2 separate regions of the Homo sapiens genome follow, and region 2 is linked to region 1. A link is a loop called in an ENCODE intact Hi-C map of the cell type or tissue named here. Cell type or tissue: PC-9. All regions are shown on one strand. Each heading gives the region's core, and the rest is flanking DNA. Links, peaks and the distances in the headings are about the cores only. Region 1 has its middle 29 kb from the start of SFMBT1. Region 2 overlaps PHF7 (PHD finger protein 7).

Region 1 (11,530 bases), core at 1-8,000:
TACATTTTCATTTTACAGTATTTTTAACTTGTAAAGGGTTTATTGGGATGAAACTCCACAGCAGGTTGAAGAGCATCTGTATAAAGATCTACAAATGAATAAGGAAAAGATAAAAACCATAGTGGAAAAATGGGGAAAGGATATAAGCAGATTCTTCATGGTAAAAGGAAATAAATAAAATTCAGAGAGGTGAGGGGGAAAAAGAAAAAAAAGGAAATAAAAATGATCACTCAGTAAGAAAAGATAAGCAAACTCATAAGCAATGAGACAAATTCCCATTGAAGAGAGAGGTTTTAGCAAAGTGTTAGTACAACAAGTGCCTATGCTGGGGGTGGGCACAGGCTTTTTGGAGGGTGACTTAGCCCCTGCCCCCCAGCTCAGCAATTCTACTTCCCAGCGCCTCCCCGTAGAGAGCCTGGCAGAGACCTGCACTGTGGCGGCCACTGCAGTGAGCTGTAACAGCACCGCTGAAAACAGCCTGGATGTCCAGCAATAGGGGATGAGGTAAACCCTGTGGGTTTCCCATATATGCACAGCCTAGTGGCAATTACAAGGACTGAGGAGGGAAATGTTTGGCTTTGGGATGCTGTGTGTCTATGGAGACAGACTACTCCCCACTGTGCCCTGCAGCAGAGCAGGCTCTCTGGGAGGCACCCTAGCTGTGGATTCAGGAAGATGGGGCTGGCTAGATGTTTCCTGCCCTGCTTGGAGGTTGGCTTCCCCCATCTCCCACCTGCCCCCATCCCAACCCAAACCTAACTGCAGTGGTTGGGGATAAAGGAGAAAATAAGTCTGGGTGTGATAGCTCATGCCTGAAAATCTAAAACTCTGGGAAGCACAAGCAGGAGGATAGCTTGAGCCCAGGAGTTCAAGACCAGTGTGGACAACATAGTGAGACCTCGTCTCTTGAAAAAAATCAAAACAGGCTGGGTGCGGTGGCTGACGCCTGTAATCCCAGCACTTTGGGAGGTCAAGGTGGGAGGATTGCCTGAGCCCAGAAGTATGCTGGGATTACAAGTGTGAGCCACCATGACCAGCCCTGTATTATGGTTTTTTTTTTTTTTTTTTTTTTTTTTGAGACGGAGTCTCACTCTGTCGCCCAGGCTGAAGTGCAGTGGCACGATCTCAGCTTATCGCAACCTCCGCCTCCCGAGTTCAAGCAATTCTCCTGCCTCAGCTTCCCGAGTAGCTGGGATTACAGGCATCCGCCACCACACCCAGCTAATTTTTGTATTTTTAGTTAGAGACAAGGTTCCACCATGTTGGCCAGGCTGGTCTCGAACTCCTGACCTCAGGTGATCCACCTGCCTCAGCCTCCCAAACTGCTGGGTGTATTATGTTTTTAAAGTAAAAATGCATTCATGTATTTCTTATATAATAAGCCACTAAATAATTTTAAAAGTTTTTTTTTGGCCAGGTGCGGTGGCTCACACCTGTAATCCCAGCACTTTGGGAGGCTGAGGTGGGCAGATCACCTGAGGTTAGGAATTCAAGACCAGCCCGGCTCAGCCTTCCAAGGAGCTGGGATTACAGGCACATGCCACCACGCCTGGCTAATTTGTATTTTTAGTAGAGACAGGGTTTCACCATGTTGGCCAGGCTGGTCTAGAACTCCTGATTCAGATGATCCGCCCACTTTGGCCTCCCAAAGTGCTGGGATTACAGGCATGAGCCACCAAGCCCAGCCAAAATGTTTAAATTAGTAAAGAAAGAAAATTCTGGAATTTTTTGTAGAGGTGGGGTCTCACTAAGTTGCCCAGGCTGGTCTCAAACCCCTAGGCTCAAGCAATCCACCCAAAGTGCTGGGATTACAGGCAGGAGACACTACACCCAGCCTAAAAATTTTTTTTGAAAGCTTAAAACAAGGAAGGAAAAGGGAAAACGGAAGCTAAGGAGACCAGTGAAGAAGCTGTTGGCAAAGGGTGGTAAGACCTGAGCCGGCGTGTCCCCATCTGTGAAATGGGTACACCGATCCCTATGGTCACTGAAGCTGTTGAGAGGACCCCTGCGCTAATGAGAGTGAACTCTGCAGTCTGTGAGGTTGGTGCCCCAGATACTTAGCTGGAGGACAGGACTCTGCCCAAGTCCCTTGTATGGGCCTACCTATGGGGCCACCCTCCTCGCTATGCCTGATCCTCACAGGTTTCAGCACACTGGCCCCAGGTCACAGGGGCCGACCTGGGACATAGAGAAAGATCCAGCCATGGGGCTACCTCCCAGAGCAGACACCAGCCCTTGACGGGCCCAGCAGCCATGTTGGGTCTCCATGCAATTTAGTCTTATGAGCCACAGCTCAGCTTAGACTCAGGCTCCAGGAATAGGTCCCCAAGACACTCTCATTCCCCAGTGGTTCCCAGCAGTATTGGGACAACCAAAATCAGCCTCAAACTGCTCAGGCCTTCCCCAGGGATATGACACTTAGCAGCTCCTGGGGCTGCCCAGGCTGAGAACTACCTATCCCCAGCCCCAGGTAGAGAGCCCCAAGTCTGGCTGTAAGAACAAGGTGAAGCCAAAGACTCAAAAGCAGGTCCTTGCCTCCCGTGACTGCAGGCACAGCCCAGTGAGGGGCAGCAGGGCTGCCAATGGTCCCCTGAATTGGCACCCACTTCCTGGGTTTAGCACCACTGTGGCCTCAAGAGGCCCTAAAGGAGGGTTGTCATGGCATGCACCATGGGTTCCTCACATAGTTCCTCTGGCCCAGGGGAACACGTGTCCTAGAGGCAGCTGCTCCTGGCGTCACTGTTGGTAGGTCCAGATGAAGGACAGGCCTCTGCCTGGGAGTGTCAGGATGCAGAGAGGCTGCCTCATTCCTGCTGCGGCAGCCAGGGTCCCCACACACTCACACTCATGTCAGCGAGGTCACAGGAGGTCGTCTCTACATGAGGCTGTGATAAGGCTGCGTGGGAGCCTGCATGCAGGCTCAGCATCATCCTGCCCGGGCGGGAACCCTGGTCCACCCTTGCTGTAGGACTTCAGTCAAATGACAGCCTCTCTTGACCCTCAGTTTCCCCAACTGCAAAAGTAGCACCCGACAACATGCACTGACCCCCCAGGGCTGCTGGGCGTGCTTGGCTGATGGTTCACTCTCAGAAGTATCTGTCCCTACCCACCTCGTAGGTGCGGTCAGGTGAGTTCTTCTCTGCCTCTGTTTCCACACTGCACCTGGAAGAAGCTGGAGGACCTGCTCTCCTAATTGCTCCTCTACCACTGATGTTGTAAGAAGGGGACACTGACTTGTCACTCTCTGCCAATGTAGGAGCCAGGCACTGTCTCTGTTGGCTCAGGGCTGGGCTCCCAGGAAGTAAAAGCCTAAAGGCTCAGGGAGGCCATTTAAGGTCTAGGGTCCAGTGGACTTTCGGACGCATCGCAGCCTCCGCTGAGCCCTTCTAGCAGGCTTGTGGTGACTGCACCCTGGGGCGGCTGCTCCATTGTTTCCTGTCAGTCCCGCTCATCTGCTCAACAACCCTTTGGAGGAAACACACAGGAGGGTCCTGCCCTCTAGTGGCTGCCGGCGGCCAGGTCTCTCCTCACAGGGCTCCGCCCGCGACCTCAGAGGAGCCCACCGCCCTCTCTGCCTGCTCTAGTGCCTGCCGCACAGCAACAAGCAGGCATTTCCTGGGGGTGAAGCCGAGGCTGGCCCCATGAGCTGACACCCAGCAATCTTCATCTCCGAGCACCTTTGAGTCCTGGGGGGCCCTGCTTCCAGATGTGAGCCCCCAGCCCGTGGGGCTGGGTGGTCCTGGGCTGTGCCACAGGGTTTCAGCCCACCGCGAAGGAGGCCTGACGGTGTCCAGGTCGAGGGCACCTGTGGGCAATGATTGACATAACACTGCAGAGAGAGAGCCTGGTGGGGCACCGGCCTCTGCCCAGGCTGGGTTCCGGGGCCTTCCCCCATGTGCCCACATCCCATGCTTCCCCCGTTACAGCCTCTGCCGTCAGACTGCGCACCAGCATCTGTGGGTGAGGAGAGAACCTGGGCTGGGGCTTGACACAAAAGGGGCTTTGCCTCTGGACACCCCCACCTGTGCCGCAAGTGGAGGGGGCGGGGAAACGGGGAGGAGGGAAAGTAAGCGGAAGTCCCGCCTCTGTGGAAGCGCCTCTGCACCCTTTGTCCCCCAAGGGAAGCACAAGTGTGTGGCCAGTCAGATAAAGCAGGCCTTTCCTTGCCTTTATGGAGCCACGGGCTGAGGCTGGACCAAGGGTCAGTGAGGGGTTCAGGAGGCCCCCTCTGCGCCTCTCTTCCAGGCCCTGAGCCCATCATTCCCTTCGTTGTTAGAGTGAAACTGTGAAGAGCCGCAGCTCTGTGCCGGGCGAAGAGGATTTGGCAGTGAAAAGGATGAGCTTGCCTTGCCCTGGGGGCAACTGGCACCTGGGGTAAGAGGTGGCCGGTGAGAGCCTGAGCCCTCTGGAGAGCAGAGGCCCCGTTGTGCACAGAGCCAGTATACCCAATGCTCGGGGAGCTCCCAACAACCCTACCCAGCCCTGCGGGAGACCACAAAGCTCTAGGGAAGAGCCTGTCCCAGGAAGCACAGGGCTTCGAAGTTCTGACAAGGACATCGGAGTTCCAGGCCCACCCCACACATGCACACACTTCCTGCTTCCAATTAGCACTAATTGGACGACTGGGAAAACCCACAGACCATGAAGCAGAAGCAGTTAGGTCTGCGGGGCCCCGGTGAGGCAGGCCCTGCGAGGGCCCAGGTGAGCCAGGCTCTGGGGGATGGGCCCTGGGGTCTCTGTCTCTCTGAGAGGGGATCAGGTGATCAGGGCCACATCTGCCAGGATCCCTACTGGCCCCTCTGGAAGACGGAAATTGTCCCAGGGCCAGGGCAGAAGCTGGGTGTGGGGGAGCCTGACAAACACCCCCTCTCAGCCTGGCATTTAAGGCTCCCCTAAACCTGGCCCTACCAGCATCCCCCCTCCCAACCTGGTCTCTTTCATTTCTTCTGCTCCTAGTTCTCACTGCCTAAGTCACCCACTGATTAATTCTTTATGTCACTCCATCTATTCATGTATTACGTGTCCAGGAGCCCTCCTGTGGCCAGATCCTGGGACCACAGAGATGGATGTGCCAGGCTTGGCTGGTCAGGTGGACCTTGGAGCCAGGACCTTTTCCAGGGTCCCCAGAGCACTGGATGGTCAGAATCAAAACAGGGCTAAGGCAGGTCCAGGGGAGGGGAGGGTCCTGATGCTCACCTCCTTCCTACTTGAGCAGCCCTCTCTCCTACCACCTATCCAGCTAGGCCTGGGCCCAGGTTGGCAGAGACCACATTGCAGGGCAACCCCTCTGCTGGCTCCACTTCATTCTTGGTGGGAAGAAGGAGGCCAGGCTGAGCACTGCATGCGTATGAATAGAAGTATCAGCTTTGCTTGGCACTCTCTGGGTGAGGCTTTGTGTCCCTTGATCCTTTAGACCGCACTCAGGGTATGTGCCAGGCTGTGTCCACATCCATGGCCAAGCTCAAGACAGAAGCTCTGCCAGGAACAGCTAGGACTAGGGGGCAAGAAGAGAAGCAGGCACCAAATCTGAGCTGCTCTGGGGTGGGTCTAGCCCGTGGGGAGAAGCAGGGACTGGCCCTTAGCAAGAGGCTGGCTCTGGAACTTGCATGCTGGAGTAGTCTGGGCCCCAGCCCCAGAGTGAGGGCCCCGAGTCAACCCTTTATATAATACTGCATGGCTCAGGCCCTCAGCCCTGAGCAGGGGTAGTGAGAACAAGGCCCCTTGCCCCACAGGTGTATGTCGGGCCTGACCCTTGGGCCCCGTTCTCCAGAACATCCCCACCACAGAGACAGAGGCTCAGCTCCACTCCCTTCCCTTCCCCTGCTTAGAGACCAACCTGGTCCTGGGCAATTTGGTGTTGCCATGACAACCACATACTTTCTTCTTCCCCACTTAGCCGATTGAATCTGAGTTGCAGATGAAATCCTGGTGAGTTGTGTGTTTAGAAAGCATGCGGCCATTTGGAGTGCTCCATGCATCTTTCATCTCCCAGACACCTCTGACACCCATCCCTTGTCTCTTGATGGCTGAGGGAGAGGATATGCGGCCTGTACCCTCTCCCTATGCCTGGGGTAGTCCTGGCCCAATGGCACAGCCTCCTTGAGGTACAGCCTCTGGCATGCAGGAACACATGGATGACATTCTCATGGGCAGCCTCTGTGGTGAGTGGGCCCTGTGAGCTGGATGGCAGTCACCAGGAGCCTCCGACAATGCATAGTCCTCTCCATCGTGAGGCATGTGGTGTCTGGGTAAGAGCTCTTGACTCAGGAGGCTCTCTCTGTCCCCTTCAGGAATGTGTGCTGCCCTTAAGGACTTGGGCCACCAAGACTGGGAGTTGCTGGCCAGGGGCCCCCAGCATCATCTTAACCTTCATGCATTCCCTAGGGCTGACCTTAGCCTCCTCTGACCAGCAATGAAGAGTCACCTGCAGCACAAAGCTGGCTGGGAGCAGGCTCAGAGCTCAGCCCCGAGATGGGGGAGACGAGACACAGGGAAGTAGTAAAAGTGGCCCCATCTGTGATGAGCAGGGTGCTGGTGGCCCTGGGAGGCAACCTCAGCTTGGCAGTTGGGTAGGGCTGGTTTAGCAAGTTTAAGGGGAAGTTAACATGGGGTGATCAGAGAAAAGTGGGGCTGGCTCTTTCTCCGATCTGCCTGGGTGGGGGATGGAAATCAGCATGGGGCATCTTACCAGGAATGGTCACCCAGGATGGACAGGGAGACCTGCCTCTGTCCTCTACACTCAGGGCCTGAGGCCCCTGCCCCACACTGCAGATGTTAAACCCACAAAGTGGTCCCATTTGTGTGGCTGCCGCCCCACTGGGCTGCAGCATCCTGGGCAGGCGGTTGGCCCTTGAGCATAACTGTACCTCCTTATCTAGGCCTGCATTTCCACCCGGATCTTACTACCTCTCTGAGCCTCAATGTCTTCCCTCTGGGGAAGGGAGGCAGGGGCAAACGGATAGGTTGGTAAGAGTGGAATAAGTAGTGAGGGGTTCCTGGAGCAATGTCTCCAGGGAAAGCACACCTGCTGGGTGTATTTGGTCAGATTTGTATGATTTTGTAGGGAAGAATATAAAGTACAAATATAAAAAAGCAAATAAAAAAGACAGATAATTATAGCTTGAGGAAAAACAAAGAATCATAGCAGAAAGGAAATAGAATACTACTTGGTTTAGCAGAAAACAATGTTTGCGTAGCGTTAAACATGTAAACACTGAATATCAACTTACGCCAAATCATAGCATTTGAAGGATGGGGAGGAAATGTATGGAGAGGTGGCTATCAGCTCATTTTCCATAGTAGGAAATCAATGTTCTAAAGGTGAAAGAGGCAGGGTGCAGTGGCTCATGCTTGTAATCCCAACAATTTGGGCCAAGGCAGGAGGATCGCTTGAGGCCAGGAGTTCAAGACCAGCCTGGGCAACATAGTGTGACCCCATCTCTACAAATCATTTTAAAATTAGGCATGGTAGCACACACTTGTAGTCCCAGCGACTCGGGAGGCTGAAGTGGGAGGATTGCTTGACCCCAGGAGTTTGAGGCTGCAGTGAGCTGTGATTGTGCCACTGCTCTCCAGCTCAGCCTGGGCAACAGAGGGAGACCTCATCTCAAAAAAAAAAAAAAAGAGTGAAAGAGTCAAAAGAACTGAAAGCAATGGGTCAAGAAGAGGGGAATCAGTATTTCCAGCCTTGCAGTATTGCTCAACCTTAAAACTATGGGTCAAGAAGAGGGGAATTAGTATTTCCAGCCTTGCAGTATTGTTCAACCTTTAAAACTATGTACCATACGTGTATTGTTTTGATCAAAAGAGAAATTAAATATAAAAGCAGGTAGGATTAATATAAAACCTCTTAAACACTGAGGCTTGAGAGGTTTAGTAAACTGCCCAAGATCATGGTGTAAAGGACACAGCAGAGCTGGAACCTACACTAGGGTCTGTCTGTGCCAGAGCCCACAGCAGGCATGAGCGTGGAGTGATCTTGTCAAAACCTTAGAATCCACCCTTGGACCAGGCAGCTCAAAGACCTTCCCCAAGCACCAATGCATGCTACAAAGATGAGCCTCCAGCATAAGGGGCTGCACCCCATGCCTGTGGGCAGGGAAACAAGGCCCTTGAGCAAACCCCTTCCAAAGCCACTAGCCCACAGAGGCCCTGTCGCCCACAGAAGGAGCCAGAGCAGTTGGCAGAGCCCCTTCCTCGGCTGTTCCGCTTCTGTTTACTGGGTGGCTTTTGTTCCCTAGCTTCCCATCCAGCTAGGCTGGTTAATCAGATTCTCTGAGGGGAGGGCTGGGGCATCAGTGACTTTACTGACACCCAGAGGAATTGCTTCTTGGGAAGCAATTACTTGTGACAGGTGCACACTCCCAGCGGCTGAGCTTGTCTGTGGCTGAGGATGCCGTGGAGCCTGGGGGGACAGGTCCTTGTTGCTGGCTTGTGCTCAGCAGGGACACCAAGGTCCACTGCTCCTCCATGGTTTTCTTGGCCTCTGCAGGAGGAAAGACTGTCAGCTGAATGACCAAGTGACAGGTTGCCACGATGTCACAATTAATACAGACCATTGACTGGGAGGCTGGCATCATGCAAAGCCCTTTTCAGATGTGGAACCCAGGCGATCTGAACGGTTTGGCCCACTGACCTACAGGTCCTGAGTCTCAGGCTCCAGGCTGGCTGGTCATCAACTCAATATGACCTGGGCAGGCTCCCTTCCATCCTAGGCTCTCTTAGGGGCGAGGCTGGGGCTGAGAGGCGGTGAAGTTCACTCTCAGGGTTCATCAGCAGGCAAAATGGAGAAGGAGACCAGGCTCTTGGAGGACTCTGTGTCAGGATATTCACTTAACAGTTTACAACATAGAAAGTGCTGGGAATAACCTGCAATGGCATATTATAGTAAAAAAGGATGCTGTGCAGGACAGTGTGAGCACGGCACAGGTGCGTACCACGGGCAAAGTCAGGACTGGCCTCGGGCAGGACATGGACCCAGTGTTTCTGTGACTTTCTGCAGGGCACTGGTTGCCCTCAGGATAATTTGTAATTAAATAGCAAGAAATACATAAAATACATAATATCAGGAGATAAAATCACTTATCAGGAAAAATAACACATGGTATAGAATATTTTAAACTTGGCCAGGCACAGTGGCTCACGCCTGTAATCCCAGTACTTTAGGAGGTCGAGGTGGGAGGATCAAGAGTGTGAGACTAGCCTGGGCAACATAGTGAGACCCCATCTCTACTAATAATTTTTAAAAAATTAGTCGGGTATGGTGGCTCATGCCTGTGGTCCCAGCTACTCCAGAGGCTGAGGCTAGAGGATCACTTGAGCCCTGGAGATTGAGGCTGCAGTAAGCTATGATTGCATCACTGCACTCCAGCCCAGGCAGCAGCTCCAGATCCTGTTTCAAAAAAAGGAATATTTTAATCTCCACCGTGACCTCTGTGCTGGACTAGCTCCCCTGCAGGACCCAGGCTCCAGCCTTGGTATGCACAGGCCCACTGGCTCTCCAACTCTCCATTCCACCCCAAAGAACTGCTGAACCCCAACTTTTCCTTGGCCCCACAATGGCCCTGGAGCAAGAGTGAGCAGGGATTATTAGAACCTTCTGCAGATGGAGAAAAGGCAAAGCTACCTGCTAGATCTCACAAGGAGTAAAAGGCAGGGCTGGGATCGGAATACAGTTCCGGGCTCTCCAGCTCTGTTGATTGTCTGGATCAACAGCAGGTCCTCTGGCCCAGTGGGCAGTGGGGATGTGGTAAAACATCATTTCCAAGCTTCAAAGGCAACCAGGACTCCTGCACAGTTGAAGGGAATGTCCCACAGACGCTGATAGAAATGAGGGAGGCCTTTAGCAGTGGGCTGTCGGATCAGAACCAGGTACACTCAGGTCACGGCTCTTTGACAATGAGAAGGAGGAAGAGGAAGGCCTGATGGATCCCCACTACTCAGATATGACCCACACCCCAAATGTCCATGGCCTCACACCTTCCCCAAGGATCAGCGCTGGGCCCAGACACATCTGGTGTCTCCCTGATGTCCACAAGTCTGTAGGCAGAACACTCTTCCCTTCCCAGGAAAACTCCACCTTATCAATAGTGTTCAGGACAGCACCCTAGGCTGGGCACAGTGGCTCACATGTGTAATCCCAGCACTTTGGGAGGCTGAGACGAGTGGATCACCTGAGGTCAGGAGTTCGAGACCAGTCTGGCCAACAGGGCAAAACCCTGTCTCTAGTAAAAATAGAAAAATTAGCTGGGCATGGTGGTGGGCGCCTGTAATCCCAGCTACTTGAGAGGCTGAGGCAGGAGAATCGCAGAGGTTGCAGTGAGCCTAGATCGCACTACTGCACACCAGCCTGGGCAACAGACCACGACTCTGTCAAAAGAAAAAGACAGCACCCTCTGGGCATCCTAAATTCAAAGCTGCTTCTGGCAGGAGAAACCAGTCCATCTTAACCTGGCATCCTACATCCCAGTGAAGTAAAAAAAACAACAAAGCAAATCAGTGTTTGCAACAAAACAAAACTCAGCAAGTTTCTGGATCAGCCTGTGATGAGTGGGTTCAAGGTGAGGACATTGGCAATTGGTGGGTGAGGCCATGTGGGGGTGCAGGGGTGTCCTCGTGGGCCACCGTGGCCCGGGCCTTGGAAAGCCGAGACCAGGAGAGCTCATGCCTGTGGCCACCCAACACATGGCAGGGCCCATTCATGCCTTTCCACTTTCTTCAGAAACTGCCACAGCAGCTGTCCCTCCCTGGACAAAGCCACCTTCTTTCCTGACGCCAGGGCCCCATTTTCTTTCTGTCTTAATCTAAGGCTGATGGGAAATATAAACAACTAGCTGAGGCAATTTCTGAAATTGGTGGAAATCATTTAACAAGCTTCTGGAGCATCCCTTCTTGTCCTGGGGAGGTGTGCGGAATGTGTGTCTGAAAGAGCATTTGCTGGCAGCCATGGCGTTTCTTCCCCGGGCCTAGTCACTGGGGTTTCCAAGGCTAAGGACACCTCAAATCCACATCCAGATGCCTGGCTCTGCACAGTCTCCCTGCCTGACACCCTTACCCGCCAAAGCTCCTGCAGGGCCAGCTGGGCCTAAAAGCAGTTTTCGTTTCTTCTTCACCTGCAGCTTCGTCTTTCAGGAGAGGGTAAAGCAATGTTTCCATTGGAATTTTAAAAGATGCTCCACCACCACGTGCACTTCTGTGGACTGGGGTTAGGTGGGAGGAGGAAGCAGTAGTGGGGAAACAAACGATTCCAGGGACCACAGTCCCTCTGTAACCTTGTGTTGGGCAGATTTAAAATTCCACTCGTTCAAGTCCACTAGGCTAGAGCTAGGCATCCCTGTCTAGTGCTTTACCTACCTCCTCTCACTCCTTACTACACCCTATGAGGCAAGTGCTATTGTGCCCATTTTTAGATGAGTAAACTGAGGCACAGGGGGATCAAGCACTTTGCTCAAAGATTCACAGCTTGAAGGGGGTAGGGTAGCAGGGTAGCTGGGCTGGGTCCAGTGACTAGGCCTGGGGAAGCAAAGCCACA
Region 2 (16,288 bases), core at 2,156-10,155, 650 kb before region 1:
CCCTCTCCCACTGCCAGGCCACTTGGCCAGCCTTGTTGGAAGTGTTCAGGCAGCCTACTGAACTCTTGCTGTGCTTAGCTTGGGCTCTTCCTAACTCCTCCCTGATGGACAAAAGTTTCACCAACCCATTATGTTCTTATTCACTGTTTCTTCTCCCACTGCAGAGATGCTGCCTGGGAACTCGAGCCAGGGGCTTTCTCAGACTTATATCAGCGCTATCAGCACTGTGATGCCCCCATCTGTCTGTATGAACAAGGCAGAGACAGCTTTGAGGATGAAGGGTAGGGGAAGGCTTCTGGCTAGAAAGAGCTCTCATCAGTGCTATCTTAGAGTTAGACCTTGGCACAGTTATTAGAAGTAAGAAATTCACTCTTGTATGCAGACCTTAGGATAAACACGATTGCTAAGTCTCATTCTTGACCAGCCCGACTCACTTGTGTGCACGTGAACACGTCTCCCCTGCAAGGTCCGCTTCACCTTGTGCCCAGTGGAGAGACATTCAGAGCCAATTCCTTTCCTAATCTACCTTTCAAGGGGTTACGACTGATGGCAGGCTTCTGGGATCAGCACTCATCCTCTCTGAGCCATACATTCATCTTGGGTAAAATGTGCTGTAAAAAATGCCTGGCCCATAGCAAACATCCAAGCATGGCAGTTGGTGTTCTGTATGTCTCCACAACCCTTCCTGGGCTCTTCCTCTAGGAGGTGGTGCCTCATTCTGTGTGCTACATGCGGATCCCACGGAACCCACAGGGACTGCTCCTCTCTTAGATCTAACAGTAAGAAATGGGAGTGTGAGGAGTGTTCACCTGCTGCAGCCACAGGTGAGGCTGGAGGGATGGGCCGGCCTCAGAGCAAGGAGGGGGCTGTAGGGACTTGTGGTGCCTGGGAAAGGAGGAAGACATCCCACCAGAGGGGGATTAATAGTTGGTGCCTTTGACTTTGGAAGGAAAGTAGCTAGAGAGGAGCTTAAGGACCTGTGCCTGGGAGAAGCAGAGGCTTGAGTTTTCCTCTCCTGCCTTTCTCTCACCAGACTACATACCTGAAAACTCAGGGGACATCCCTTGCTGCAGCAGCACCTTCCACCCTGAGGAACATTTCTGCAGAGACAACACCTTGGAAGAGAATCCGGGCCTTTCTTGGACTGATTGGCCAGAACCTTCCTTATTAGAAAAGCCAGAGTCCTCTCGTGGCAGGAGGAGCTACTCCTGGAGGTCCAAGGGTGTCAGAATCACTAACAGCTGCAAAAAATCCAAGTAACACCTTCTGAGTAGCTGCTGTCCCACACAATAGGGTATGAAGCTGCGCTCCTCCATCGGGTTTGGGGAGGGAGCACTCTGGGACTGTGAGACAAGGAAGCAGGGCCAGCAGTGAGACTATGAGCCAAGCAAAGAGAAGTCTCAGTGGAGCATGAGGAGGGAGCAGTCCAGATGCCAACAAGGAAATGCGTTTATGGCTACAAGAGTGCCTCTGCTTTCTCCTCCTCTCCTCCCACCAAGGATTCTTCCACCTTAATCTTGTTTTCATATGCCTCTTCTTACTTCACCCATGTTTGTTGTTATGCAAATAAAGGTTTTCTCTCCATTGGTGTCTCCTTATAAATTCATTCTGAAATTTGTCTGGGTAGTAAAGATTCTACGGGGTAGAGTACGAGAGTAAGAAAACTCACCCTCCTAATCCATAAAATTTAGGGAATTAATGTAGAACTTTTAGCTTAGAATATAGACATGTTTCTTTGGAGGGAAAGAAACCTGTTTATACGGAAATTGGCATTACAGAGGTAGAGAATCTTCATCAATCATTGTGCAAATAATAAGTACACAGGTTCTCATTAGGGAGGTGAGCCAGCATAGCAGTCCACACTGGGTGGAGAATAGGCCCTTGTTGCAAGGCTTGGGGTCCTGGACTCAAACAGGTCAAGGACTACCATGCTTATACATGGGGCATAAGGGACTCCATTCTCTCCTGACTGGTGTGGGCTTCAGCACACCTCCACAGCATGAGTGAGCCCAGTCAAACCCTCACTGCCCGGTGGTTCGAGCATTTCCGTCCAGAGTTTAAATATGAATTTGCATGCCAGGACATTCAAATTAGGCAAGGTGGCCGGGCGCAGTGGCTCATACCTGTAATCCCAGCACTTTGGGAGGCCGAGGCGGGCAGATGACTTAAGGTCAGGAGTTCAAGACCAGCCTTGCCAACATGGTGAAACCCCATCTCTACTAAAAATACAAAAATTAACCGGGCACGGTGGTGGGTGCCTATAATCCCAGATACTTGGGAGGCTGAGGCAGGAGAATCGTTTCAGTCCGGGAGGTGGAGGTTGCAGTTAGCTGAGATCGCGCCACTGCTCTCCAGCCTGGGTAACAGAGCAAAACGCTGTCTCAAAATTAAATTAAAAAAACATAATCTTCCCGTTTTCGTTCACCTCAGATAATTGTATCACAATTTTTGTTAACTTTCAATGTTTATATTATTATGATGCTAGAAATACTGTTTACCACTGAGCCAGGCAGTACACTATGATTACCTTTCCTCTTTTGTACAATGTTTTTTTCTGAAATTAATAATTGCTTCTTTTTTGGTATATACCTATTGCTAATTCTTCTGAAATGTTGCAAATGATCAACAAAATGTCTCAAAATGCAATTTTCCTCATAGACCAGGCATCAGATCACTATCAGCTGGACTTCTTTTCCTGAAGACCTGCCTCCCAGAGCCGCCGCCTCCAGTGCTGGCTGCTCCTAGAGCTCCTGCACAGCTGTCCTCCTAGGGCTTCCCACAATTATGCCCTTTTTCTTCATTTCCTTTCTCTTGGGTTTGACCACCCAATGCTATCCTTGCTTATCCGGGCGTCCAGGGAAATTTTGTCAGAGCTCTGCAAGTAACAGGAACATTTTTTAATTGTGAGCTTTCATATAAAACACAATATTTAACCCATTCTAAAGATTCAACTCTTGCAGTGATAATTCACAACTGAAAGATGCTCCTTAGATTAAGACTTTAGTTCTAAACCTAGAGTTTCTGTAACTTGGGTCACCAGGCATATTTTTAGGGATCTGTGGTAGTATTAATATCTTTTCTTAAGGAGTCTATTTGTATACCCAAGTGTGAGAAACACTATCTTAACTGAGAGTAATGGCCCCTAACAGTGCCCTCTCGACTTTAGCTTCAGTGGGTAGAAAGGGAGCTTGGGAGGGGGCAGTTTTTGTCACCTAGATGTCAGCTGCCCTACCTCTGTGTACAGTTGACTTTGTGGATACTTGCTTAGCTAACACGACAGTGCATGCATACACACACACACACACACACACACACACACACAGCTATTAACTATTTCTTACTCTTTGTATTTTTAGTCTCCACTGATGTTAATAGCCAACCCTATTTTTATAGGCTGGAAAGTCCAACTTTGAAATGTTCTATTCTTCATCTGGGCCTAATCAGTCATTCTCCACTAAATAACTGGCTTCTTTTTTTTTTTTTTTTTTTTTTTTTTTTTGAGACAGAGTCTCTTTGACCTCGTGATCCACCCACCTCAGTCTCCCAAAGTGCTGAGAATCCAGGTGTGAGCCACCACGCCTGGCCTCTTTTTGCTTTTCTTTTTCTTTCTTTCTTTCTTTCTTTTTTTTTTTTTTTTTTTTTTTTGAGAGGGAGTCTCACTCTGTTGCCCAGGCGGGAGTGCAGTGGTGCGATCTCGGCTCACTGCAACCTCCACCTCCCGGGTTCAAGTGATTCTCTCCTTCCTCAGCCTCCTGAGTAGCTGGGATTATAGGCACGCACCACCATGCCAGGCTAATTTTGTATTTTCAGTAGAGACGGGGTTTCACCAAGCTGGTCAGGCTGGTCTCGAACTCCTGACTGCCTCGGCCGCCCAAAGTGCTGGGATTACAAGCGTGAGCCACTGCACCCAGCCCCTTTTTTTTTTTTTTTTTGAGTCAGGGTCTCACTCTGTTCAGTGGCATGATCATGGCTCACTGCCCCGACCTCCCTGGGCTCAGGTAATCCTCCCACCTGAGCCTTCCAAGTAGCTAAGACTATAGGCATGCACCACCATGCCTGGCTAATTTTTTTTATTTTTTTTTAAGAGATGAGGTTTCACCATGTTGCCAAGGCTGGTCTTGAACTCCTGGGCTCAAGGGATCTGCCCACCTTGGCCTCCTAAAGTGCTGAAATTACAGGTGTGAGCCACCACACCCAGCCAGCTTCTTTCTTAAATAAGCTTTTAATTTAGAATAGTTTTAGACTTACAGAAACATTGTAAAGATAGTATAGAGTCCCCATATATCCCAAACCTAATTTCTCCTACTATTAACACATTAGTATAGCAAATTTGTCACAATTAAAGAACGAATATTGATACATCATTATTAACTAAAGCCCAAATTTTATTGAGATTTTCTTGTCTTTTCTGTTCCAGGATACCACATTGCACTGTGTCGTATCTCCTTCGGTTCCTCTTGGCTGTGATGGAATGGCAGACTTCCCTTGATTCTGAAGACCTTGACACTTCTGAGGAGTACTGGTCAAGTATTTTGCAGAGTGTCTCTTAACTGGGATTGTTCTGATGTTTTTCTCATGATTAGACTGGGGTTATGGGTTTTGGAGGAAGACACAGGAGAAGTGCCATTTTCATCACATCATATCAAAGTTACATAGTATCAGCATGACCTGTCACTGTTGAGGTTGACTTTGATCATTTGGCTGAGGTAGGTTTTGTCAGATTTCTCCACTGTAAAGTTACCCTTTTTCCCCCTTTTCTTTTCTTTCTTTTTCTTTTTTTTTTTTTTTTAGATGGAGTTGTACTCTGTTGCCCAGGTGGGAATGCAGTGGTACAATCTTGGCTCACTGCAACCTCCGCCTCCCGGGTTCAAGCAATTCTCCTGCCTCAGCCTCCTAAGTAGCTGGGATTACAGGTGTGCACCACCACACCAGCTAATTTTTTTTTAGTAGAGATGGGGTTTCACCATGTTGGCCAGGCTGGTCTCGAACTCCTGACCTCGAGATCCACCCACCTCAGCCTACCAAAGTGCTGGGGTTACAGGTGTGAGCCACCGCACCCAGGCTTTTCCTCTTTTCATACTGTACCTTCCAAAGGGAAGTCACTATGTGGAGCCCACAGTTAAGTAGAGGTTTTTATGCAACTCCTCCTTGAGGATGGAGTATCTACATAAATTATTTGGAATGGTTCTGCATGGGAGATTTACCTATTTTATTCTCTCCTGCTTATTTATTTAGCCAATCTTTTTTTTTTTTTTTTTTTGAGACGGAGTTTCGCTCTTGTTGCCCAGGCTGGAGTGCAGTGGTGCGATCTTAGCTCACTGCAACCTCTGCCTCCCGGTTTCAAGTGATTCTCCTGCCTCAGCCTCCCAAGTAGCTGGGATTACAGGCATGCGCCACCATGCCTGGCATTTTGTATTTTTAGTAGAGAAGGGGTTCACCAGGTTGGTCAGGCTGGTCTCGAACTCCTGACTTCAGGTGATCCACCCACCTCGGCCCCCCAAAATGCTGGGATTACAGGCGTGAGCCACCATGCACAGCCTATTCAATCATTTAGTATGGACTCCTGGACTTTGGGTTACAATGTAATAATACTTTATTTTGTTGCTCAAATTGCTTTGGCCACTGGGTGTTCATGTGTCCTTTTCACACATCCCCATCACTGTGTGTCTGGTTTTGTTTTGTTTTGTTTTTGAGCACTTTTTTACTTTCTGACACTGCAAGATGCCCCAAGCTCATCTTCTTTTAAATGCCTGTTTCATGACAAACACATGTTTAAAATTTTTAATACCTATTTTCATAACTGATGTGTCTTATTAGAATTAATTACTGTTTCATAACTTAGGAGCTGGGACAAATCAGTTCACTTAGGGATAGTAGAAATAGATGTTAAATAAAACTTTCCCAAAGCACCTGCTCCCCTTCCTCTAATCATTACCTTTACGGGAACCGTAAACTAAGGCCAGAAACCTCAGATTTTCCTTCAGCTTCCCTCTCTGTTCAGCCAACCTCTTTGTTGTCAGTTCGACTGTTTTTCAAATGTTTGCCTTCCTCTCCTTCCCATTGTCAGTGCTCAGCTCAGACCTTGATGCCTCATAGGATGGGCAGCAAAAGTCTGCATGGTTTCCTGTGTCCACTTGCTTCTCTGACACATCCACCCTTTTCCCTTCTGCCAGTTACCATAAAACATGTGCTAACTCTTTGCTCAGGATGGCCCTGCTGAGATTGGCATTCAAGACCTTCTACAAACAGGGCCTTCCATAGCTGCATCTCCCAGGACATCCCACCCACAGGCCTTCTTCTCTGGCTGCCTCAGAACACTGGGCCCGGGCCTGGGGTGCTCAGCCTGGAGAGTCCTGGCATCCATCTTCAGCCTGTTAAACACAGCCTAAGGGCTACTTCTTCATCTCTAGGCACTCTTACTGTCTCTGTTTGTACCCCCTGTTATAGCCCATGTCATTCTCTGTCTGTCCTACAGTTATGGGTCTGTCTTTCCTGCTAGATCAGAAGCTCCAGGGACCTGTCTGTCTTATTAACCTTTCTTCCCCTCATGATGCCTGGCCCAGGACTCCACGTTCAGAGGCAGTTTAATGTCTACAGAACTGATGGATGCTCCATACCCTGTATTCATAAGCCTGTGTTTTGCTGCCAAACACCAGAGGGCACTGTTAGCATGTCGATGAAGATTATAAACCCTCAGACCTGGAAGGCTGGGAAAGGCTTATGAAAATCTTGCTTCTGTTTTGGGATTACATAAGACTTATTGCGCCTCAATTGTTCTAAACACATCTGTTCGAGTTTATTCATGAGGCACGTTCCTGTTGGGGTTAGAGATGAGTTTGAAAGCTCCCCGTCACAGGTCAAATCCTTAGACAAGACTGCCTTCATAGTCTCTCCAGACCCAAAGTGGCTCTCCTAACCCACCAAAAATATCTCCCAATTACTCATTGAGAGGCATCCAGATGCCCTCTCCTCCACCAAAAATGGCGACTGCCAGTCCCAAGGGGGAATGTGTGATATGGTTCTATTCCTTTTCTGCCCCACCCTCCTCCCACATGCACACATGCACAGGTACCTGTCCACACGAATGCACACTCACTGCCATCAGGACCTCTGGGTGGTGGCTCAAACGGTGGCTCAAAGGCTCTAGCCTCTATGGGCAGGGTGGGAGGATGCTATGAGAAGCAGCACCTCCACTGGCCCTGACCCCAGGGAGACAGCATCAGTTTCCCATGTGCTCCCAGTCACAGCATCATGGGGGCCCCCAGGTGTGAGAAGTCTCCCTAGTGACTAAGCCAGGGAGCTCCATTCCAAAGGAGCTGGCTATTTGCAAAGGTGTCATGGCTTGTACATTTTTCCAAAAAATGACAGAAAAACTGAAGAACTGATTTTTTTCCCAAAACAAAAAACCCTTGCCCTCACTTCTCCCTAGCAAACCTGCTCTAACCCTGGGATCCCTGAGCAACATGACAGCATGAGGTCCAGATGGAAGGGGTAAGCCCCAGGAGCCCCTTCCCCTTGTCTTTGGTGTAAACTGGCTTCTTGACCCTGCCCTGCACACACCCCTAATAAACAGGAAGGCATCCGCGCCATTAGTATCCATCCTTTTCAGAGCATCTGAGACCTGTCTGGACCATCAAAGCCATCCCCAGCCCCCAGGAGCCTACTGGAGGAGACACCAGCCTCGCCAAAACAATTCTCCATTGTGTTCTTCCCCTTAGAAATCATGGGTTTGTAAACAGGCCCTTACATTTCAGCAGGTCCTGCCCTGGCTTTGTGCTGGTGTGTTGTTTTTTCTTCCCTGAACAATGTCCTTTCCAGTAGGGCCAGCCGTTCACACCATTGTCTGAGACCCTTGGACTACAGGAAACATCACCAGATTCTTATCAGTTGGGGGCAGGAGTGGGGGGGTGAACAGATGAGATCATGTCCACAGAGCAAGTGGCTGGTGTGCCACGTCATTCCCCATGCCTTCATCTGTGAGAGCAGAGCCCGCTCGCCCTCCATCAATCTGGGCTTCATGTGTCCAGAGTCCAGTCCCCTCTATTTGGTGGTAGACACCTGGACTCTGTTCCAGGCCTCTGTTGAGTCACTTTGGAATCCTATCAGTCTGCAACTGTCCCTTTGCCCTGGTCATTCCTCACAGCAGTGAAACAGGCCCTTTTGGGTGGATTAGGGGGTACTCTGGTCATCATACTCTCCGGGGTAAAGAGGTCAAGACTGGTCAGCTGAGTCCTCCCATCAGCAGTGTCCCTGCGTGCAGGCTATTAGCTAGCTGCTGGAGGCCTGGCCCAAAGACAGCCCCATATCCCTTACACCGCCTCCCTGGAGACTTTGCAGCAGCCCTCATCCTCAGTGGAGAGTAATTTTTTTAAAGGCTTCATGAGGAACCAGGAGTTTCCTTAATGGAAGTCCAGCAAGGAAAGTGAAAGGCTTCATTAGGATGCAGTCTCTAAGGGAGAGGGGCCCAGTAGTGGTACCCCCAGCAAAGGTGGCCAGGGACTGGGCAGTGGGAACGGGCACAGGGCCACAGCTGCCTTGCCTCGTCTCCTGTACATCCGAGGGATGGCTGAGTACGGAAGGAGAGCCAGGGTGCGGCCCAACAATTCCCAGGCACCTTATCAGATTTTTATCTATTTATTTATTTATTGAGACAGAGTCTTGCTCTGTTGCCCAGGTTGGAGTACAGTGGCGTGATCTCAGCTCGCTGTAACCTCTACCTCCCGGGTTCAAATGATTCTCGTGCCTCAGTCTCCTGAGTAGCTGGGATTACAGGTGTGTGCCACCAGCTAATTTTTGTATTTTTAGTAGAGAAGGGGTTTCACCATGTTGGCCAGGCTGGTCTCGAACTCCTGACCTCAGGTGATCCACCTGCCTCGGCCTCTGAAAGTGATGGCATTGCAGGTGTGAGCCATCGTGCCTGGCAACCTTATCAGATATTGTGTCCAAACCTAGCCCTACCCACTGTCCCTCTTTCCGAGTTTAGAGTCTTAGAAGACCCTGGGAATTTGTTCCTGGTGTGTGTTGAACTTTATTCTTGTAGAACCCACTGCAATCCAAGACTTAGGTGAGGCTGGGATGGGACCTTAACTGGGATGGAAATTGGGCTATTTCTGAGCAACTACCCCCTAGCTCTAAGATGTGGTTGGCCAGAGGTGCCTCTGTTTGCTGGATTTCCAGAGGCATGTGAGCCAGTCTTCTGGGGCCCAACTGGCTGGAGCTGCAGCTGGACCCCCTGCCAGCCCACAAAGAGGACAGGCTGGCTGGAGGTACACCAGGTTCTTGGGGGCTGCTACCTGACCATTCCTCCAAGCAGGGGATTCTAGGGCTGTCTAGGACCTGACCCCAAGCTTAGCCAATGAAAGAAAAGCCCAGGAGTCATTTGAGAAAGTGGAAACTGCTGTTTTCCTCTCTTATTCTGACTCCTTCCTGCCCCTCACCTTCTTAGAAACGAGTCTGTTGGATGGAAGGACAGCCACAGACTAGGGGTGAATGCTAGCCCTCCACAGAGGACCATGACAGACACAGGAGGGGCCAGAAATAGGCTGGTTATGGGAGCACGAGAGCCGGGAACAGAGCACAGTCCAGGCCCAAAGGGCAGCAGATTGGCCGCTTGGCAGCCCTGTCCCGGGGTAGCAGAGTCTACTCTGGCGAGGGTCATAGGAAACCAAGATATGGCTATTCATCAGGAGGCTGGGGCTTCCAGAGCCTACAAGCTGGGAAGGCAATTACTAATTAATCAAGCTCACATGTTAAGGGAGGGAATTAACCTAATCAACATTTTTCCAAAGTGTGTTCTTCAAAATGTTAGAAACATGAGATGTTAGCTGCTCCATGGGAAAAAAAAAAAGAGAGAACCAAATGTTTTGGAAAAGCACATAGCACATAGTAGGCATGCACATTAGCAAGAGATCATCACAGGACTTCTCAGGGCCTTCACAGGGCAAGCCAGCAGGCAGCATTTCAGCTCTGTCAGGGCCAAAGGGGCAGAACACGGGGACCACGAGATCATGGAGGGTCCCGTGGGATTATAGTTATCTCTTGGAACCACTGGGCCAGTCTCATTCTCTAGGCCCCTTTCCAGCTCTAAACCTGTTTGGGAAGTCATGGAACAGAGTCCCAAAGAGCAGAGGAAGCATTAGACGCAGAGGAAAGAGCTGTGACAAGACAACAGAGAGAGGCTGAAATCGCTGAGGCAGGAAATAGGGCTTGAGATGGGAGGGGGAGGTGGTGTGGACCAGGAAGGGGTCTGGTCCAGAGGGGTCTTCCGGACCACCCTTGGGAGAGTGATGCAAGAGGGAAGAAGGGGGCTCTGGAGGCCGCCTTCGCACACCCTTCCCAGCCCAGCACACTGTGCCAGGTGGGTGCCCTGGTGACACTTCTCAGTCAGAGGTGATGATGCTTCCTGGGGTGGGGTGACAGGGTTTCAGGTTCTGTCAGGCCTAAGTGATCGTGGAGGGGGCAAGGAACAAAAGGAAAGGCCAGCTCCAGGGCCCAGACTGCAAGATGAGACTTATGACTGACCTGTTAAGACCCCTAGTCTACAGCATGGATCGAGGGGCCTGTTCAGGCAAGAGGCCCAGGGAAGTCTCCCTGGGAAGGTGGGGTTATGACCCTTCCATCTTCCTCTAGCATCAGTGGATTCTGCTCTTTGGGCTGAGGTGTTGATGTCAGTGGGGAGTGGGAGCCATGCCCAGACGGACCTCCTGCAGTGTGCCCAATAGGTCAGATGTTCGGGGCCTCCCCTCCTTTCCAGAAGCCACAGTCCCCACAGCACAGCCCCAGTCCCCCAGCCATGAGGACTTAATATCCATTGGTATGTGGCTTGGGATGAAGGCAGGAACCATGCCAAGTGTCACTGTGACAAATGTCAAGTGTTGTTGTGAAAAAGGAGCAGAGCTGCCTACGGGCCCAGCTGCCCTTTGCCAGTGTTTTTTTTTTTTCTTTTAGTTCAAGATCCTCCTGAAGTCCCAAGAAGGTCAGTCTTACAAGCCCACAGGCCAGGATGTTCCTCATTTAATGAGCAATCTCGGCTTTGTACAAAGCCCTCTAACTCCTTCCTTCCCCTGATACCCATCTTCCTCCTTTCTAGAAAGCACCACCCAGTCTCTTTCTTTAAGTCCTTTTCCAGCTCTAAAACCTGTTTGGGAAATCATGAAACAGAAGTCACTCAGGGTGACCTTCTTTCTCATGGAATGGATGGGAGGGCTCTTCATTTTCAGCTCATGTGCGCAGCATCAGTCCATTTAGTACAATACACAGATACACAGTAATGATATAATTATGTGATGCAAATATTAACTTCATCCCTTTCCTTGTAAATTCAGCTTTTCTCACCAGAGCTCAGGGGCAGTCATGACAATAAAAATAACAATAGTAATTACAAGAAATGTGCTCTGAGTACAGAGAAACCACAAGGCCCATCTCAACACACAAATACAAAAACAACTCGCATTTACGGGGCGTTTCCAGGAGTTAATAGCATACAGTACCATGGGTAGGGTGTGGTTGGCAGAAGCTGTCCACTTTTTCTAAGTGCAGGTGTTCGTTGCTGAGGATCTTGTGCTCCTCCTCCCTTCGTTTTCTAGAGTAACTTCCCAGAGGACCCTGCCTGGAGCCTGCCAAGCCAGAGTCCAGCGTAAAGGCCCGGAGGGCTGTTTGTGTCTTTCTGGCCTCCCTAGGGTAGAGGGCAGAGCTGGCTGCAGCTCTGATACCCTTTCCTGGAGCTCTGCACTCTCTCCTCCCCTCTTTAATCCCCTCTGTCTCCCCTCCCTTCTGCTCTTCAGCCCCCATCCTTTCCTCCTCTCCTCCTCTGCCTTGACCAGCTGACCTCCCAGCAGACAGCACCGCAGGCTGGAAGGCTTCTCAGGGCGTTGATAGGTTAATCTCAGTGCTTCTGGTTCATTTATTACATGGTCAAAGGGGAGAACGGAGGGACTATTTCAGGTCCCAGTTCTCTGGAGGTGCCAGGGGTAAGGGAAAGATAAAACCCAAGGCAGTCTGGGTTTGAGTTTCAATAGGGCAGGGAACCCTGGCTTGCTTTTTATCTTTTTTTCCCCTCCTTTCTTTGTCTTGGTTGTTTTAATGGAGGGAATCTCAAACCCAGTGCTCTTATCTCCTTCCAGCCAGTTTTGTGTGTCATGAATGTGTTCATGTGCAGGCTGGGAACAACTTTTCATTTAGTCCTCCTCCTCCCCTCTGTGCTCCCCAGCCTGAGAAACTGGTGATGGCAAAAACACCTCCCCTACATGCCCAGGCAGAACGCGTCCTTGCCATCCGAGCCTTACCCCCGAGAATCAGCGGGACTTACACTTCTTCGTCCTTTTCTCTACCTTGTTTCCCCCTTAAAAGAAAAACAGTCTTCCTAAATCCATTTAGCATAAAACAGAGATTCCAGAGATGGAAACACTGGGTCTTCCAGGTGGCTTCTGAGCTAACTGATGCCATCCTGAGTTCTTGTGGACACCTGTTCCTGCCTGGGTCCCACAATCTATCCTAAGGGTCTCCTGCCCTCTATCCATCTCCATATCCTCTCAATCTTCTGCATCCCTGGCCCTGATTCTGAGGGCTGCAGGGCTCACAGAGCCTCCACATTCCCAGCCTCCAGGGCTGCGGCATGCTTGCATCACCCTGGGAAAGACAGCCCACTCTTCCCGCCTGCACCCTTCCCCAGCTCCCCCACCCTATCTCTAGTCCACAGACACAAGGGACAACAATGCCCCAGAACCCACCCCTCCCCGCTCGTGGACATGGAGAGCCTGACAATGGGGAGGGGGTCCTCTCAGGAGGGGCAGGCATCCCAGCAACCCTGGCCTGGGGAAGGGAAGTCAGGCTGTGAGATGCCCCCACCTGGTTTACAAAGTGAAGCCTGAGCCCTGACCACCCCAGATCCCTGGGGGCTCTAGCAGTCTATGCCTCTAGATTATCTACACCTCTCCGTGATTCTCAGATGGAGAAGAGGCGGTGGGCAGTGGCAGGGAGCCACCAAGATATCACGGCGCGACAGGAGGGGAGGTGCATTGTTGCTCCACCTTCCCAACACCTCTGTGTTCCCTCCCCAAGTCGGTCAGGTAGGCTCTTCTTACGGGGTGCTAGCTTAGAGGCCATTTCCACCCTCTGGCTCCCTGCAGGCCCCCTACCGGGATACCCCCTAGACGCACCCACACACCCACTCTGAGGGTCACTCAGAATGGCCATTGTTCTGTAGGCTGGGAAAGAACCACCCAACCCTCTTGCCTCTGGGCACACCCGGAAATGTGTTGCGGAAGCCAGGCCATCTCTGAGAACAAATGGCAGATCCCTTGGGGCTGCCAGCAGCCAGAGGGTGCTGGCTCCAGCTGGGTCTAAGAGCACAGAGAAGGGCAGGGAACAGGCTTCAAGAACCCAGCCCCTCCATTAGACCCCAGTAGCGGTGTGGGGGCAGAGACACCTGTCTCTAAGAGGCAAACAGACATCCTGACCCCTCTGCCCTAGCTGGGTGGGTGGGAGATGCTGGGGGCTGCTAGTGGGCCCCCCAGCCCATCCTGACCACCCCTCCTCTGCCCCCTTCTACGTGGCCTCCACCTCCCGGGGCGTCCGATTGTGCTCGGCATGCACCCGGCTCTTCATCTTCTTGCCTAGCTCCAGCCCTGCCCAGCTCTTGCCCCTGGCCTGCTTGCCCCGGCTCCGGCTCCGGAAGCAGCCTGAGCATTCCGTGGTGCCCCTGCACCACACGCGCTCACAGTACTCATCCACCCGGGGCAGGTTGGCGAAGCCAATGAGCTGCAGGATGTCCTTGTACCAGGCCTTGGGTGGGGTGGAAGCCAGGCCTCCCCGGGCTGGGGGCTCCTCTGGCTTTGGCTCCGGAGGGAACAGGTTGTCCAGCTGTGAGGCCACAATCACCACCAGAGCCAGGCGGACCACAGTCTGGGAGAAGCCATGCTCCAGAGTGGTGCAGGTGTAGGTGCCCGCATCGAAACGGCTAAGCCTGCGGAACAGCAGCCCCCGCTCCGTGTGCAAGACTCGCTCGTCCGTCTTCACCTGCCATGCGGGCGGGAGGGCGTGAGTAGGGTGCAAGGTGGGAGTTTACCATCGGCTTCTCTGCCCCAGCTTTTCTGCCATCCTTGGGGCCCAGTGCCTGGGCACTTCTTGCCCTATTCTCCCCTTCCCAGGAGGGGACCAGCAGCGTGGCAGTCTGGGCCTCCTCTAGACCACCAGCTAATTCAGGTGGGGCCTCACCTTCCCATAGCCCAGGAAGGGGCCTTCTCAAGGATTTGACTGGCTGGTTTCTCCCTTAGTCAGAGGACTCCAATCTTGGCCTCAGAGGGCCCTGGCACACATTCCCAAGGAACATAGGGGCTAAGATGTTATCCCCTTAGCCCTTCTGGAGGTACCATCCCATCTACAGGCTTTTCTCAAGGGAGGGGCTGTGCCCCCTGGCCCAGAACTGGGCTTCAGAAACTCCCTATGCTACACACATACAATGTGCGTGTGCCCACGCACACATGCACGTGCACGCACACACACACAGAGACACACACAGGGCCTTCCCATCCTGGTCTGAACCGTTCATTCCCCCAACGGTGCGAGCTGACAGCCCCAGCCCAGGGTGGGCTGATCGCCCATCACAGCGTGGGAAGTGGGAGTGCCGCCCTGATCCCAGCCCGCCTCTGGCCTGGACCCTGTGTGGGTTTTAGTCTGCACATCTGTGTGTTGGGGGTGGATTGCTTGAGCCATTAGCTAGTGTTGTGAAACACCATCTTGTTGCTCCCCTCCTCCCCTGGGGAATCTTCTCAGTGCCCAGCCCAACAGCTGGCCCAAGGCTGGCCTCCCCCAGTTCCCAGGCTGGAGGGAGAGCCCCTCCTGTAATCAATCCACTCCTGCCCCTCCCCTTCCCTGCCCCGGCCAATGCCCATCCTCAGGCCCCAGACTTAAACCATCCCTGGGGTTGATAGACCTTTCCGGATGGGGGAGGAGAGGCCCTGAGCAGACAGCTGGACTCCAGGGAGGAAGTGTGGGGCCAGGCTTTGAGGGTGGAGGGCAAGGACCAGTGGTTAGGGACCCAGAAGGTTCTCTTCTGTTGTGTGTGTGTAGCATAGGGAGGTTCTGAAGCCTAGTCCTGGGCCCAGGGCACAGCCCCCTCCCCTGCCTGGGGCAGAAGAGAACCAAGAACCCCTGGAGAAGAGAATCCTTCAAAGATGAGCCATGTGTGTAAACATGGGAGACTTACTGGCCTGCCCAGACCCTCTTCTCTCTCTTCCATCACCCACCCCTCAGACTGGGGGAGTTCCAGCCACATCTGGCCTGGGCATTCCCAAAAGGCAAAAATAGGGCACCTCCTTCTAGGCACCCCAGGAGCCTAATACAAACTTTTTTTAGGTTAATCTTGGCAGATTCCCCCCAGAACCCCTTTCTGGGGCTCAGGTCTTGGGGTTCAGGATGGGAGGTGACCTCAGGACACACAGAGGCTAGAGGCAGGGGTCTCCTCACTCACCTGGTCAGGCCCCTCATCCCCTGGCCTCTGCAAGAGCCAGCGCACAGCAGCCTGGGGAGACTTGGGCAGGCACTCCAGGAAGGTGCTATTGTGCTCCGTGCCGTAGACCATGGTGGCTGCCACAAGTCCCACTGCCTCTTCTGGAGAGAGGCAGAGGTTGGCTCAGCTTGGGAACTATGGGACCCAGATCCCAGTGCCACCACCTGACACCACAGCTCAGGAGCCCCACTAGTATGACAAGAACTTAGGCATGCGTGGATCCCCAAGCCAGCCACTGTGTCCAAAGACCCTGCTTCCATGCACTAGCAGGAGCTACACAGAGAGGGAAACTGAGGACTATCCGTCATGACAAGACCAATCTGAGAATGCACTTCGCAGGGGTGGAGCCGGGCCACAGGGGTGAGTTCCAGCCCAGTCTGGGCCCTCCCACCTGCCACCACTCACCTTCCTGGCTCTGGCCCAGGCACTGCAGGGCAGGGTTGCCGTGCCGGATGTCCTGCCGGCGGAACCGGCGCTTGCCAAGGCTGGGGCGGTAGTGGGTACAGGAGGCACCATCCCAGGCACAGTATGGGTCCCGGGCCAGGCAGCACTCTGCACAGGCAGTGCCGTAAGTCTCACATTGGTGCAGCCGCAGCTGGGCCACACCCAGCCGAGAGCCCACGTATAGCATTTGCTGGGGAGGGACAGAAGCAGAGCCTGAGGTGAGCCCAGGCTTCGCCCACACGCAGCCAGGCTCTCAGCCCCTCAGCTTCCTGAGACCCCTGCCACTTGCAGGAAGTCTTCCAGAACCTCTTGGATTCATTCAAAAAACAAAAAGTG

Evidence for each region. Peaks named below come from ENCODE experiments on the same cell type or tissue, not always from the same donor. Only the 100,000 strongest peaks of a DNase experiment are listed, where the experiment ranks them.
Region 2: it touches region 1 in a loop (11-fold over the local background); 5 of 110 quality-filtered maps call a loop at or near these places.

The regions. Positions count from the first base shown.
Region 1 is chr3:53,069,344-53,080,873 of GRCh38, forward strand. It overlaps a transcript of RFT1 not described here. Among named protein-coding and RNA genes, the nearest start is that of SFMBT1, 29 kb to the left of the region's middle. RefSeq lists enhancers at 3,300-3,349, 3,590-4,207, 3,700-3,819. In PC-9, for the core only: CTCF peaks have their summits at 3,532 (motif pointing left) and 3,733; a DNase peak (open chromatin) is centred at 3,438; H3K4me3 peaks cover 948 bases.
Region 2 is chr3:52,422,058-52,438,345 of GRCh38, forward strand. It overlaps PHF7 (PHD finger protein 7), which reads left to right. Exons shown (of 11, transcript NM_016483.7): 9 at 165-281; 10 at 703-824; 11 at 1,034-1,584. The coding sequence ends at 1,260. It overlaps SEMA3G (semaphorin 3G), which reads right to left. Exons shown (of 16, transcript NM_020163.3): 14 at 15,914-16,142; 15 at 15,470-15,609; 16 at 10,978-14,016. The coding sequence ends at 13,546. Among named protein-coding and RNA genes, the nearest start is that of SEMA3G, 15 kb to the right of the region's middle. RefSeq lists enhancers at 5,909-9,058, 6,637-6,736, 15,510-16,015 and a silencer at 7,916-8,076. In PC-9, for the core only: a CTCF peak has its summit at 6,659 (motif pointing right); a DNase peak (open chromatin) is centred at 6,704.